Regions from separate parts of the Mus musculus genome. Here all the other regions are linked to region 3. Evidence: chromatin loops called from intact Hi-C (ENCODE). Cell type or tissue: heart. All regions are shown on one strand. Links, peaks and the distances in the headings refer to the core of each region. The heading gives the core; the rest is flanking DNA. Region 1 overlaps Cdh23 (cadherin 23 (otocadherin)). Region 2 holds the start of Slc29a3 (solute carrier family 29 (nucleoside transporters), member 3). Region 3 overlaps Cdh23 (cadherin 23 (otocadherin)).

Region 1 (2,500 bases), core at 1-2,500, 100 kb after region 3:
TTAATGTCCTGGCTGGCTTACAGTTCAGAGATTCAGTCCATTATCGTCACGGTGGGAAGCGTGGCAGCATCCAGGCAGGCGTGGTGCTGGAGAAGGAGCCGAGAATTCTACATCCTAATCTACAGGCAGCAGGAAGAGAGAGAGAGACTCTGGACTTGGCTTGGGCATCTGAAACCTCAATGCCCACCCCCCAGTGACACACTCCATCCAATAAGGCCACACCTGCTTCCTAATGGTGCTGCTCCTTGGTGACCAAGCACACAAATCTATGAGCTTATTTGGGTCGTTCTTATTCAAACCATTGAGCCATTCTTATTCAAACCACCACATTCTCCAATAAAACTCCATTTGTCTGGGGTCCATGAAGACCCTGGCCGCAGACACAGAGGCCCTGTAAGATGCCATGCTCACCCAGCCAGGTGGCTTTTCTCTTGCAGAGCTTCAGAGCAGCATGTGAGCATGTGGGGCTTATGGTGGGAACAGAACACACTGCCCCAGAATGGAGGGCGGTGGGTGGCTGGGGTAGAGCAGAGGCCATGGCTCCTATACAGGGTCATCCAGATGATCGATGAGAACAAGGAGCAGCTTCGGAACCTCTTCAGGAACTACAACGTGCTGGATGTGCAGCCCGCCATCTCTGTCCAGCTGCCGGATGACATGTCTGCCCTGCAGGTACGTGTGTTGTGTCTGTCCCCACCCGCCTGCAGTCTGGGTTTTGCCCCTGGACCAGCCTGCTAATGGCTGGCCTGCTATGTCCACAGATGGCCATCATTGTCCTGGCCATCCTTCTCTTCTTGGCTGCCATGCTCTTCGTCCTCATGAACTGGTACTACAGGACCATGTGAGTGTCCCCACCTCCTGCCTGAACCAGAATAGCCGATGTCCCCCAGACAGTGGGCACCAAGGCAGGCAGGGCCGAGGACCAGAGGTAACAGGCCAGCTTCCCTTATGGAGCCAACTGACACTCTCTCCCTCCCCGCTCCCTCTTCCTCCTTCCCTCTCTCTCCAGACACAAGAGAAAGCTAAAGGCCATTGTGGCTGGCTCTGCGGGTGAGTGAAGGTTGTTGGGGGTCAGGTTAAGGGGGCCTGGTCCTCCCCTTGGCTGTACCCTTTTGCCCCTCACTCAAATTCTCTCCATGCAGGGAACCGTGGCTTCATTGACATCATGGACATGCCCAATACCAACAAATACTCCTTCGATGGGTGTGTGGACTCCTCAAGTCTGCAGATCTCCTTAGGATCCCTACAGGACCCAGCTACAGAGAAGTTATCTGTAGCAGCTGCCACCCTGGCTGAAACATGGAGTGTGGGCTCCCCCTAGTGGTCTTATCACTTCTCCGCACTCTTAAAAATGTGTTGTCCAGGTCCCAATTAAGAGGGAGCAGAGGGAGGGGGTGAGGCCTCCCTGACAAAGCTGACCCAGGCTGGTAGGCAGTCGTAGCTCTCACAGGATCCTGTAACAAAAGGATATAGCCATAGGAGCTGTGGCAGAGTTCCTATGCAGCCCTGCTGAAGGTTCTGTGGCTGGCCCAGGGAATGGGCAGTCTTAGAGGCAAGGCATCTTTTCTACCCTATGCTACTCCCCAACTACAGAGCCAACCCTGTGTGGCTGGACCCCTTCTGCCGGAACCTGGAGCTGGCTGCGCAGGCCGAGCACGAAGATGACCTCCCTGAGAACCTGAGTGAGATCGCAGACCTGTGGAACAGCCCCACCCGCACCCATGTGAGCCAGGGTGGCAGCATGCAGCAGGCCGAGCTCAGGACTTGGGAGGGTGGTTCCCTACCCTATGATGTCAACCTCCCTGCTCCAGCCAATGCTCCCCTCTCCTCCAGGGAACTTTTGGGCGTGAGCCTGCAGCAGTCAAGCCCGATGATGACAGATACCTGCGTGCAGCCATCCAGGAATACGACAACATCGCCAAGCTGGGCCAGATCATTCGAGAGGGGCCTATTAAGGTGAGCCCTCTCCTGCAGGGTCCAGTGCCCAGACCCTGTTTGAATTTGACCCCTACTCAAGGATATAAGGAGATGGTTTATCTGGACCCGCCTTCTATCAGGATGGGAGTTTGGGCACTAGGGTTAATAGGCTCGGCAGCCTGTGGCGTCTTCGGAACTGAACGGTCAGTTTTCAGGCTCTTTTCCCATCCTCTTCATTTGAACTGGATACCTGTAGAACCGTGACTGCCATGGGCGTGTAAGAGCTAGGGGCAGGCAGCAGCCTAAGTGGGAAGTTAACCTTCTCCCTTCCTCAGGGCTCGCTGCTGAAGGTGGTCCTGGAGGATTACCTACGGCTCAAAAAACTCTTTGCACAACGGATGGTACAAAAAGCCTCCTCCTGCCATTCCTCCATCTCCGAGGTAGTGAGGTAGCCTCGGGAGCTGGGAACTGTGTGCCGTGCCCCATTCCTGGGGATGCCTCTCTCTCTCTCTCTCCCCCCCACCCCCCCCCCTCTCGTTACTGGGAGTTATCTGCTCTTCTGTTAACCTAGCAGCCAAACCCA
Region 2 (10,413 bases), core at 4,087-6,586, 350 kb before region 3:
GTGTGTCCCATCTGAGGCTGAGTGGTCAGTTGAATGCCATACAGGCAGGAGAGTGATGGGAGTACATTGGGATGTGTGGCTGGGTGTGAACCTGGTGGTTTACACCCTAGGTAAATACCCCATCTAAGGAGGAGAGTGTCATCAGTCCTGCCACGCAGATGACAGACAGCATTGTGTGTTCTGCAAGAGTTTCCCTGCAGGTGGTGCCTGGTAATGAAATCATAAACCTGTGTCCTGCCAGTGAACCAGTCTGCAGGTGGAGGGGTGCATATTTTAATTTTCATGACTTGATAATTACCTCTGCTTAAACTGGTACCCATAACCCTCAGGTGGCTCTCAGGCCTCGCCCTGCATCTGGTTGGCAGTTCCCAGACCCCATGGCCTACAGTCCCTTGAGTTTGGAATAAGCCCTTGACCTGGTTGTGGAGGTGTCATGAAGCCCACCACACTATTCAGGGTCTGGAAAGTCCTGTGGTGAGGCTCTGATCTTACATTAACACAGGGTACTCGACCAAACATCTGTCTGCTAAGCTTCAAGTGTGAGCTTCCTGTGGGCCTTGCCAGCTCTCACTCTCTACAGCCTGCAGCTGGCTCTAAGGCAATTTCAAAGTGGGGTGGGTCTAGATTGAGAAATTTTCAAGACAAAAGGAAGTCCATGGGTCCTCTGGGTGTTTATGGTGTATTGGGGTGGGGGCAGAGCACATAATATATACATGCTTGTGCCTGCATGCACGTGCTCACACACACTTGGCCTGCTTTCACTATCTGGTCAGCCAAGACCCATGATAACCACATTCAGCAAGTTCCTAGGCCCCAGATGCTGCCAGGGTAAAGGTCTTTCTTTTTTCTTTTTCTTTTTTTCTTTTTTTTAAAAGATTTATTTATTTCATGTATATGAGTACACTGTATCTGCCTTCAGACACACCAGAAGAGGGCATTGGATCCCATTACAGGTGGTTGTGAGCCACTATGTGGTTGCTGGGAATTGAACTCAGGACCTTAGGAAGAGCAGTCAATGCTCTTAACCGCTGAGCCATCTCTCCAGCCCGGTAAAGGTCTTTCGAGAGGAATTTATTGATCAGGCAGGCAGGTGGACATGTCCTGGGAATATGGGAAATGGGCCAGGCTTGACTAAGCTAGGCAATTCAAGAATAAAAAGTGAAATTTATGGGTGCTACATGGAGGGCAGGAGAGAACAGGAAGAAAGGGTCCTTGCCTTGAGAGAGAGGTTATCGTTGGGTGAGTGGGGTAGAGAGAACAGGCGAACCTGGGAACAAGGGTTGTAAAGTCCAGTGGTTGTCAGTGTGAGAAACAGGGAGGACAGAGTAAATTATAGAGGTGCAGGAGCCCCCCAAGCCACCGTTAACTCTAGGTCACAGAAGCTAGCCTCAGAACTTTGTACCTAAACTGAGGTCAAGGCCACTTCTGTCTGAGCCTCTGAGTCTGGGATCTAGAGAGACGGCTGTAACACTTCCCGGCGATGATTGGCAGCTGGTCTTTGTTGCCCTCCTCTTAGCAGCAGATCTCGGCTCTGACAAAACTGCACAGATGCTCATCTCTAGGGTCCCTTCGACCGAGCCATAGTGGAACAGGGCCTTGGCGTGAAGGAGAGATTCTCAGGGCCCCCTGAGACACCTGGCCCTGGGTACTGTAGCTAAGCCACATTTTGGTCAACGGGCCACAGGAACAATAAGAAACTAACCACTAGATGGCGCCCGAAAACCGAACCGATGCAGTTAGAACCAGGAAGGCTCTGGCTCCAGAGACCCTGCCGTTTCAGACTGCCGCCCAGGGAGCCTGGACTGCTTTTCTCCAGGCAGCTCAGGCGCGCCCTCCTCTGGTCTGAAATGGGAATGACAGCGAGACTCAGCTGATTCACAGAAATCACCATTAGAAGCAAACGGCGATAAATCAATATCCATAAAACGAAAAGAAAACCAACTAATAATTCCAAACCCTTCTATTTAAAATATGTATTTATTTTGTGTGTGTGTGTGTGTGTGTGTGTGTGTGTGTGTGTGTGTGTGTGTGTGAAAGAACACGTGTACCACAGTGTGGAGGTCAGAGGACAACCCTGTGGAGCTGGTTCTCTTCATCAGTTCTGTCTTAGTTAAGGTTTTACTGCAGTGAACAGACACCATGACCAAGGCAACACTTATAAAGGAAAACATTTCATTAGGGTTGGCTTACAGGTCCAGAGGTCTAGTCCATCGTCATCATCAAGGCGGGAGCGTGGCAGCATCCAGGCAGGCATGGAGCTAAAAGAGCTGAGAATTCTACATCTTCATCTGAAGGCTGCTAGGAGAAGACTGGCTTCCAGGCAGCTAGGAGGAGGGTCTTAAAGCCCACACCCACAGTGACACACTTCGTCCTAATAGTGCCACTCCCTGGGCTGAGCATATACAAACCTTCACACACACACTCCTTACATGGGTTCCTGCTAAAGGCTAACAGATTGACCTTGATGGAAACAGAAATGATCGCAGGTGGAGTCCAGCACGGGGTGGGTGCACCTGGACAGAAACAGCAGTGCTGCAACAATGAATAAGGAAGCACAATGAGTTCTCAGATACTGTAGCTTTAACTACAGCAGCACAGGAACACGAGACCCGCCAGGGGCTGTGGCACAGGAGTGTCTTGAGATCTCTATGACACAGTTTCACCATATGCTTCAATTTCCAGAATGACCTGGACACTCCTGTTGTGAAATATAATGTGGCGGTAGGTGGGCAGGAGTAAGAGAGTATCTGGTGGGCTCATGCCAAGGTGTCTCCCTGAGAAATCACACCATGAGACAGACCTGGTGGTATAAGGGAAGTTTGTTTGGGGGAAGGGAGGGGAGTGAGGACCTGGAGAAGGGGTAGGGGCAGAGAGATGGGGCAGAGCCACAGAGCATGAGGGTCGGGGGAGGGAGGGTAAGGAATAATAGAAAGGCCTGCCAGGAACATGTGGGTGTGTGTGTGTGAGGAGAGAGAGAGAGAGAGAGAGAGAGAGAGAGAGAGAGAGAGAGAGAGAGAGAGAGAGAGAGAGGACGAAGGTGACAAGCAGTCTTTATGTAAGCCAGGCCACTGAACAGATGATGATGTAAGCTGTTGCTAGGTCTCTGGGATGAACTTAGCAGAATCACCTGTAAGCTAACAACTCCTCCATCTAGAGATGAAGTTTAGCCAGGTATGGTGGCATACAACCTTAATCCCAGCACAGGAGGATCTAGAGTTCAAGGCTATCCTTGGCTAATTAGTGATCTGGAGGTCAGCCCTGGGAGAGTCTACCTTGGATAATTCCTGAGTCACAAAAAGATGACCGCCCTCAGAGACTGATGGTTAAAATAGCGATGGCCTGCATACCCATATGTGTGTGAATGAGGCACTATTAGGAGGTGTGGCCTTGTCAGAGGAAGTGTGTCACTGTGGGGGTGGGCTTGAGGGCTCCTATGCACAAGCTTCACCCAGTGCAGAATACATCTCTCTTTGGCTGCCTTTGGATCAAGATGTAGAACTCCCCACTCTCCCAGCACCAGGTCTGCCTGCACACTGCCATGCTTCCTGCTATGGTGATAATGGACTGAACCTCTGAAATTATAAGCCAGTCCCAATTAAATGTTGTCCTTTATAAGAGTTGCCTTGGTCACGGTGTCTCTTCACAGCAATTACATCACCACAAAGCTCCAAGAATCACAGTAAGAAGCTGCTTATACTGTGCTCAGGGCTCCAGCACAGGTCCCAGCAACAGCCAGCACCACCAGTCAGACACACAAACAGGTGAAGAAGGGAATTGGAGCCTCAGCCGTTGAACCTTCCCGGTGATGTAGCAGAAACCACAGGACAGAGACAACTGTGCTTGCTGCACACCCCCCGTGGTATAGTAAACACTTTACACTGTAGTGTGCAATGGGAATTCATTTAAGCTATAGTGAGCAGAAGAGAAGACCTTCTGGGGCTCAAGCATTGCTCAGTTGTGTGATGGTTAATACTGAGTCTCATCTTGACAGAAGAGACAAGCGTGGGAAGGGCTACTTGTAAAGGATTCTCTAGACGCACTATTGAAGCAGGAAGACCAGCGGTACAGTCACATGGGCTGGGGTCCCTGGCTGGGTACCATTCATTCCACTCTGCCCCTAACAGGCATGCCATCTGATGAAGTGACTCAGACTTTTCCTGCCAGGCCTTACCCATCATGACAGAGGACTGGGAGCCACCAAACTAGGAGCCACCAGACTGGGAGCCACCAAACTGAGAGCCAAGAAAAGCCCTCCATTAAGTTCCTTTTGCCCTAACGCTTACCACACGAGTAAGAAAGGTAACTAAGGCAGGTGTGCATGATACCATGTGAAGTCCTTTGCGAACGCCATGTGAGGTTTGCATACAGATCTCTATGTGGATTATAGGAAGCTGGAACATGAGAGATTAAAAAAAATAAATAAATAATAAACAAAGGCTGTGGGATGGAGACTGTGACAAAGAAAGACAAGGGGCAGTGGGTCCAGGAGGCTCCTGAGCAGGAAAGGGGGTGGGTTCTGGAGCACGGTAGGGAGCAGTCAGCTGGAGAAGCAGAAGAGAGGGGACCAGGCTAAGGAGGCAGAACGAGGAAAGGGATATAGGGAAGGGTGAACACCCTAGTTAGTGATGTTGATCTTTTCTGTGGGGACAGGAGGACAGACCATGCCCGTGGGGCGTGTCCCTGGGGTTTGAAGAAGGTGATAGAGAAGCTGAGGTGCGCAGGGAATACTGGGAAGCCCTGGCTTGGGTTGGTGGTCATGTATTCAAATGGACCCTCCTGACTGCTGGTGTCTCTCTAGACACCCTCATAAACTGGGTCAAAGTGAGCCACCCAGAGCACCAGAAAAACAGAGATATGGGTGTTTGGGTATTACTAAGACCTTGGGCTCTAAGCAGACAAAGGGGTGTCCCCACGCATGGAGCAGGGACAGAGGGCTCAAGGGCCACAGTCCCGTAAAGGTCATAACTTCCCGAGAGAGCTGATGAACCAGCACATATCAAGGAGAGGTGACTGGCATCAACTGGGGAAAGGACTTGGATTAGAACTAGTTGTTGTGGGAATCTTAGAATTACAAGTGCCTCATCTGGGGGCCGTGGAATCCTGAAAAAAAAAATCTGACCAATGAGGTTAAAACAGGGACGTTGCAGTGGCAGAAAATGACCTCAAGGTGGCAACATCTACCAGTAAAACCCGATGGACTCCCTTGAGCCGGCCAGGCTGACTCCAAAGAAGGTACTCCCAGCACCTGAGTGGAAAGGCTGGAGAGGGAAGGCTGGCGGCTCAAAGCCCCCCCCCACACTACCCCCGCCACCCTGGCAGGAGGCTGGACCACCTAGGAAGATTCTGTCCTTTTTATTTTATTTTGGTTTTTTGAGCAAGAAAAGTACCTACCAATTTTGTTGAAAAGGTATCCACAATTTCTTTTGTGAATTTAAATTTTAATAATTTTATTAATTTTTAAAGAATGTTATAGAATGTATTCTAATCATATCCACCCCAGCTCCCCCCACCTCCACTTCAACTCCCTGTCCACCCAACTTGCTGTGCTATCCTAGTTCCTCTCTCTCTCTCTCTCTCAACTTGTGGAGTTCCATTTGCATTGTCTAAATTAGCTATCAAATGCCACTTTCTCTTCCAGAAGGGGTGGAACTTCCTGCCCACTTGGCCCTACTTTCATGCTGGGATTTTGTCTGGCTTAAGTTTGCATGGGCCTTAAGTCTTAATTTGGGTTTTATTGCTGTGAAGAGTCACCATGACCATGGCAACTCTTAAAAAGCAAGCATATAACTGGGGTTACCTTACAGCTTCAGAGGTTTAGTCCATCATGGTGGGAAGCATGGAATCATGGGAGTAGATGTAGTGCTGGAGACCTTGATCCAAAGGCAACCAGGAGGAGACTGGATGTGTTTTACACTGAGCATGGCTTGAGCATTTAAGACCTCCACAGTGACACACTTACTCCAACAAGGCCACACCTCCTCCAACAAAGCCACACCTCCTCCAACAAGACCACACCCCTTCCAACAAGGCCACACCCCCTCCACCAAAGCCACACCTCCTAATAGTGCCACTCTCTTTGGACAAGCATCCAAACACAGGAGTCTATGGGGGCCACACTAATTTAAACTACCACAGCCTGCTATCATAACCACTGTGGGTTCATGTGTGTAGCATCCCTGTTGTGCCTCAGAACAGAACACTGTGTGCTTGCCACATTTACCACCTTTGGCTTTTATCATGTTTCTATACTCTGTCAGTGATCCCTGAGTCTCAGAGGGAAGGGTGTTCTATATACATCCCATTTAGGACTGCACACTCCACAGTCTCATTCTCTACATGGGCTAGTCATGGGGAAAGGCCATGTAGTTAAAAAAAAAAAAAAAAAAAAGATCCCAGGTATAATGAACGCTGTTTATTGTCAACCACACAGAAGTTAGAAGCACAGCAAATGGGCCTCCAGCCATGTCTGTGATGCAATATTTAAACTACACTGATTGAAGTGGGGGGACCCAGCCCATGATGGGTGGCACCATTCCCTACTCAGGGAAATCTTGAACTGTATAAGGATGAAGAAAGCTAGCTGAGCACATGCGTGCACTACTCTCTGCTGACTTCAGATGGAATGTAACCTGCTGCTGCTGGCTCTTGCTGCCTTGATTTCCCTGCCAAGATGGGCAGGAAATAGAATTGTGGCCTAACCCCTTTCTCCCTTAAAGTGCTTTGTCCATGGTATTTGATCACAGGAACAGAAAAGTAAACTAAGACATCCAGTAAGGGCAGAAAAGGGAGAGCAGGCAGACCTACAGTCTTGGAAAGTGAGGACCCAAATACTTTTTATGGGCCCACTCAACCTGAATTCCCCAAAACTGCCTAAGTATTTTGTTAACTGGACACAATCTGTAGTCATCTGAAAAAAACCCTCTTCCATCAGATTGGTCTGTAGGCAAATCTATGGGGCATTTTCTTAACTAGTGATTGACCCACTGGGGATAGTGTCGTGTGTTGCAGGATACTTGATCACACTGTGAACCCCGAGATTGTGTGGTTTACTGGAAAAATCTGTTTCTAGTTGTGGTGTGACTCAGCCTTAGTACACACCTTTAATCCCTCTGGCTGGAATGCAGACATGCCCTTAGTACACACCTTTAATCCCTCTGGCTGGAATGCAGACATGCCCTTAGTACACACCTTTAATCCAAAACAATGAAGGTAAAGTTAGTTTGGAGAAGGTAGCACCCATGTTTGAAAGTGATATCTTATTGAGTGGCAGACAAAGTGATGAATCAGAGAAAGATTTGACAGAATAGGATCTGCCCAACTCTCACAAGAACAGAGAGAAAAGAGAGGCTACTTAAGAGAGAGCAATGCAGAGAGGAAGAGGGGAGGAAGACAGTCCTTACTGGGACAGTTGTCCAGAGACAGGTTGCAGAGGGAAAACAAGCCAGACACAGGTGAAGACAGAAGGAACCAGAGAATGAGAGGGAGCCCAAGGACCAGAACAGATTGCTGAAGTTAGTATGAGCCTGAGCAGAGCAATTCAGGAGAAGCCTAGAAAAGCCAGATTGAGTCAGTCAGTGTAGAGAGGACTTTGAGCCAGAATAGCTGAGTTGAACCAGACAGCCAGAACTCAGAAAAAAAAACTAGGAAAGGGTGAGCTTGAAATTCAGCAGTCTCAGAGGCTGTAAACATTCTAGGCCTAGGTAAGATTGTACAGAGGCTAGAAGCTTCCAAGACTAGGCCTAGGTTAGCAGACAGAGGCAGTAAACCTCTGAGACAACAATTACATTAGGCCAATGAAAGGTACTTTTATAGCTATGCCTTGTAGGTGGCCCTGGCTTGTATTAAAGCAAACCAGAGGGCAACTTTACTCCACGGCTTCTGTCTCAGTTCCTGCCTCCAGGAGTTCCCTAACTCCTGAGTTTCTACCACCGAGAGATCAAGTCCTGTAAGCCTCAGTTTCTTCCTGGTGTCTGCTTTAATTCTTGCTTCCAGCTTCCTATCTTCAGTTTTGGCTCCGATTCCCCTCAGTGGAGTTCTAAGATGAAATTAACCCTTTCCGTCCCAAGTCAGTTTTACTCCGGGGTTTTATCACAGCAAAGGACACAGGGAGACAAGGAGAACCGCCCAGGCTACCTTCTTGTTTGCTGTGCTTTTTCTGATCCTGAGGTAACCTTTGCCTCCTCTGTGCCCTGTAGGGAGTGTGCCCACGGCTTGGAGCATGCTAGCTTCTGCTCTCCCACAGAGCCGAATTCCAGACCTCACGTGTTCCCCTTGCAGTTGAGGCTGGTATTTAGGCCATGTTTTGAGATTTACTCATTTCTCTGAGCCTCACCCACGTGTGTATGTGGGTATGCATGTCTGATGTGTGTGCATATGTACATGTGTGCATGGGTGCATGTATACATATATGTGAGTGTGTCTAAAAGTGTGCATGTGTATGTGTGTGAGTGGGCAAGTGTGTGTGTGTCTGTGTTACACATTATTAAAAGCCTGTTGTTTTTCTTCTGTGTTTGATATTAGGGATCCTTTGCCAACTAGGAACCATGATGGGTAGAGAAAATTCTATTTTTTCCCCCTTCACACTTATGAAAAGAAGCCTACTAAGCTTTGGCATCAGTAAGTCCCCAGCTGGTCTCTGGGACTGGCCCACACCAGCCTTGCTTGTGCCCACGTTTTCTCTGGTCTAGCGCAGGACATCAGCCAACTCCTACTCTGCCTCTTTCTTTTCCCCTCCTGTCCTTACCTCCTCTCCTCAGGTGATCTGTAAGGACAGCGCAGGCATGTATACTCCAACCCTAACGCCGCCAGGGTCTCAAGTAACCTGGGCTGACCACTATGTAGCTAAGGTGAGCCTAAACCCCAGAGCCTCCCAAGTGCGGGTGGTAGGTGACACCTACACGTCCCCTGCAGGGCAGCGGAGGAAGTCACCCCCCAGTGGTAAGGGATTGGGTAGAAAGGAAGCCCAAACTTCTGCCACTCTTGGGTGTTTCCTTAGGTTCCCCACTTTTCTCTCTCTCTCTCAAAAAGAAAACAAAAACAAAGCACATCGGTTCCGTAACCCCCACTCTGCACTCGGAGCTGTACAGGAGCCATCTTCAGCTCTCTCCTGAACTTTGATCTCAGAGTCTCCCAAAAGTTTCTCTTCTGCAGATGTGGCATCTGGATTGCCCCTCCAACACAAATCTGCTCACTCTGGCCTCGCTCACTGCCACCAAATAGCTTCAAGCTCTCTCTGCGGCTCTCCACCTAGGCTGGGAGGCCAAGTTCATCTTGCTGGTACATCCTGCTCTGGAAGTATTGAGGGGGAGCAGGGGGCTGTGGGGCACCCTAGGGAATGAGGCGGTGGATACCAATAGGGAGTCAGGCAGGACCTGTTCCAAAGCCACACTTTTTTCACTTTGCAATTGGACGCCTGCAGTTACTGCCGTAGGCCAGGAAGAGGCGCGCGTGGGGGCGGGGCCAGAGGGAGGAGTCGGCAAACCCGGAAGCGCTGAACGGGGCGTGGTGAGCTGAGAAAAGGAGGGCGGGGCTGGGAGGACAAGGGCGGAGCCCGGCCTGGCTGAGCTCTGGTCACAGTGGCCCAGCGCCTTGGACCTGGTGGAGGTAGCAGCGGCAGCGACAGTAAGTGCGGGTGCAGCGGCCCCCATGCTTGGCTGGGTCTTCCCTTCCCGAGGCTGAGCCTGGCCTCTCCTCCACACTCTTCTCTGGTCCCGCGTGTGGGGACAGGTCGGCCCGAAAGATCCAGAAGGCTTTGCGGGTCCGGATCGGATGCCACAGCTGCCTCTGCAGCGAGGACTTGTCTTAGCCTACTGCCAGGCTCGCTCTTGGACCCCAGCCTGTGTCCACAGGAGCCATCGTGGCACACGGGCTGGCCAGACATGTTCTCAGTCCCCAGACTCCTACCCTTTCCAGCTCTGACTGGTCCTTACCCCAGGACCCCAGTCAGAGGCAGGGACAGCTTGGCCCCGGGAGGTTCTCCGCCTCCTCTCCTTTCTTTGTCTTTCTCTATTCATCCAAAGCCACAGCTACCTTTTATAAAGAGTAATAAGGCGTTGCTCAGTCCACTGCACCGCCCGTGACCTGGTTAGAGAAGATCCCTGGCAACTTCAGATGCTTGGTCAAGGCTGAGTAGTCCTTGATGAATAGACACAGTAGCTGAGAAGGGACTTCAGACCTGTGTGGGTCTGGGTGACCCACACTGAGCCGCTGAGCCGTGCGCCCACCCTCCTAGCCTGAACTTCTGGAAATGGAACAGGTCCTTGCCAGTTCTCTGATGCTTCATGATTATCTTTCACACTAAAAAAGAAAATACGTGTACATATGTGTGCCTTTGTGTGGGTATGTGCAGTTCTTTCAGGTGCCCACAAAAGCTACAGGAGGGCATAGAATTCCCTGGAACAGGAGTTAAAAGTA
Region 3 (2,500 bases), core at 1-2,500:
TGTTGTTGTTGTTAAGTGCCTCCTGGGGGTGGGGATGCTCTGTGCTCCTCTCAGTCTGACAGTCAGGGATAGATAGTGTGGTAGGGGGAGTGCTAGCTCTGGTCAGTTTGAACCTAGATGACTTAGCCACCATACAGGCCTCCTGGACTCATAACCAGACAACACTGACACATAAGCCCCCCTGGAGCCCACAACCCACCTTGGAAACCCTTGCAGTATGGCCCCAGCCATCTACAGCAGGAGCCAGGGCCTGGGCTAGCGTGTCCCTTCAATTTTCAGTGTTGGATGTGAACGATGAGACTCCCACCTTCTTCCCTGCCGTGTACAACGTGTCCGTGTCTGAGGACGTTCCCCGTGAGTTCCGCGTGGTCTGGCTGAACTGCACAGACAATGACGTGGGCCTCAATGCGGAGCTCAGCTACTTCATCACAGGTACGGCCCTTGCTGCCTGGCAGGGACCTGGACCAGGGGGAGGGGGTGGCAATCAGCCTCAACTTCCTTGCCCCCCCCCGCCCCCAAGGGCTTGCTGGGAGTTTTGAGGCTGAAGGTGTGCTGGGCATGGGCAGAGGGGACAGAGTGTTGCCTGGGGCGTCCCTTCACCCCACTTCAGAAGGCAGTCACTACAGGAATGTGGCTTCATCCCTCCTCGGGGACTCATAAAATCTGTTGGTTGAGATGGGTTTGGTTTGGGCTGGAACATGTTCAATAGAGTTGTGGCTAAAGCTGATAAGGCCCTGTCCTGGCTCTCTGGAGAAAGTGAACCTGCCACGGAGGTAGACCCCGTGGGAAAAGACAAACATGCTCTATGGTTGTCACCTCACGAGCTATAACCGTTTTCCTCTTTCTTTGATGCCTGACCCACCTGACAGGCACTAGGACACACATCCCTGTAACCCTCCCATACCCACCTTCTTTCTGCTTACGAGCCACCTGAAGCCACGTCACACTATACTACATCTATGTGTACATACCTGTACACATATGCAGCATACACACTACCCTCCCTGTCACCTCTCCTCAGCAGCAAGGGATCCCAGGTTCTCCCCTCCTTTCCTCTTCACTCCCACCTCCTAGCCCAAAGACCATCCCAGGAAGCCATAGTTGGTGAGGCACCCACATGACATCAACCGAGAGCTTCTGCCGCTAACACTAATTGCTCTTTATTTCCTGCCTGCCCCATGCAGAACTGGGTTCTGTCTCTTGCAGAAGACACATTAGACTGGGAGGAACCTTCTGGGTCTTTCCTCTCAGAGGCAAGCCATGTAAAGAGCACCTGTAAAGGGACTCTACCTGCTCACCTGCCTTGAGCCCTTCTAGATTGTCAATCTCTGTAACCAGTTGTTCCGAGCACAGTACAATGGCTCCCTCTGCTGGCTAGAGTGCTGTACTGCAGCCTGCTCACACAGGCGGCGTCTCTCCCTCTCTGGTCTCAGACAGTCCCTTCCCTGGCTCCACCCAACAAGGGGACCGCCACTCAAGGACACCAAGCCCACCTGTCTCCTGTCCACATGCTCCTCTATGCCATTCTGAATTCCCGCCTAGAGAGCTGTAGTCCTTTCAGCCCCTCACTATCCCTAAAGATGAGGGTCCTGGGAAATTCACACTTGTACCCCAGTCAGGCCTGAGCCATGTGTAAAATGTCCCTTACCCAGGTCAGCTGTTCAGCCTCCTCTGGGAGAGATGCTAGGGCAACATGGGCAGGACCCACGCTCCAAAGTGAACATACAGGAGGAGCACAGGACAGGATACAGAACTGCAGATCAAGTGGAGGTTAAAGGAACTAGTCCATAATTGGAGTGCCTGGCACACAGTAGGTGCTCATACAAGCTGCACCCTCTACCTGTAAGAGCATCCTCTGAGGGATCCTGTGCAGGTTCCCACTCAGGAGGAGAGTCATGGTGCGTCACTTTGTAGAACTCTGCTGAACAACCCAAGTCTTCCTTCTCTTCTGCCTGCAGCGGGAAACGTGGATGGGAAGTTTAGTGTGGGCTACCGTGATGCCGTGGTGAGAACCGTAGTCGGCCTGGACCGTGAGACCACGGCTGCGTACACACTGGTGCTGGAGGCCATAGGTGAGTGCTAGCTGTCGTGCACACTGCCCACATGGCTGTTCCAGGCAGAGTTTACCCTGGGGAGCCCGGCTTAGAGTCAACCCTCTGCCCCGAGGCTAGTGAAGAAAGGCCCCCACACTCACAGGGCACTGTGGGGTGAGTGACTACCCCTCAGTGGCTATCATGTGCTCCCAACTATAAAGAAGGGTAAAGCCACATGCAGGCCAATAAGTAGACTCATGGCCACTCTGCTGGAAAGAAAAAATGTCTTCATCAGAAGGTGGCCAGGAGGAGACTGGATTCCATGCCCTGGGCAGAGCTACAGACACCCCGAACCCCACCCCCAGCCTCTGGGAAGAACTCTTCCTTGCTCCTCCAGGTCCCGTGGCCTTGGGGTTCCTTGGCTCATGCCCCACCCCTCACCTGACCTTCTCTTTGCTGGTGGTTGG

Evidence for each region. Hi-C counts contacts between places; a loop is a spot of excess contacts. Peaks named below come from ENCODE experiments on the same cell type or tissue, not always from the same donor. Only the 100,000 strongest peaks of a DNase experiment are listed, where the experiment ranks them.
Region 1: a loop joins it to region 3, with 5 times the contacts of the local background. A loop is called at or near these places in 35 of 42 quality-filtered maps.
Region 2: a loop joins it to region 3, with 7 times the contacts of the local background. A loop is called at or near these places in 33 of 42 quality-filtered maps.

What each region holds. Positions count from the first base shown.
Region 1 is chr10:60,304,281-60,306,780 of GRCm38, reverse strand. Cdh23 (cadherin 23 (otocadherin)) reads left to right here. Exons shown (of 71, transcript NM_023370.3): 64 at 552-672; 65 at 762-841; 66 at 1,010-1,050; 67 at 1,143-1,203; 68 at 1,594-1,723; 69 at 1,834-1,956; 70 at 2,253-2,357. Among named protein-coding and RNA genes, the nearest start is that of Psap, 28 kb to the right of the region's middle. In heart, for the core only: a CTCF peak has its summit at 1,320 (motif pointing left); a DNase peak (open chromatin) is centred at 1,380.
Region 2 is chr10:60,751,942-60,762,354 of GRCm38, reverse strand. Slc29a3 (solute carrier family 29 (nucleoside transporters), member 3) reads left to right here and starts at 9,573. Exons shown (of 6, transcript NM_023596.3): 1 at 9,573-9,621. The coding sequence starts at 9,621. In heart, for the core only: a CTCF peak has its summit at 5,158 (motif pointing right); a DNase peak (open chromatin) is centred at 5,164.
Region 3 is chr10:60,406,947-60,409,446 of GRCm38, reverse strand. Cdh23 (cadherin 23 (otocadherin)) reads left to right here. Exons shown (of 71, transcript NM_023370.3): 27 at 280-432; 28 at 1,959-2,072. It also overlaps a transcript of Vsir not described here. Among named protein-coding and RNA genes, the nearest start is that of Gm17455, 8.5 kb to the right of the region's middle. In heart, for the core only: no CTCF peak of the experiment used is centred there; a DNase peak (open chromatin) is centred at 1,441; H3K27me3 peaks cover 1,537 bases.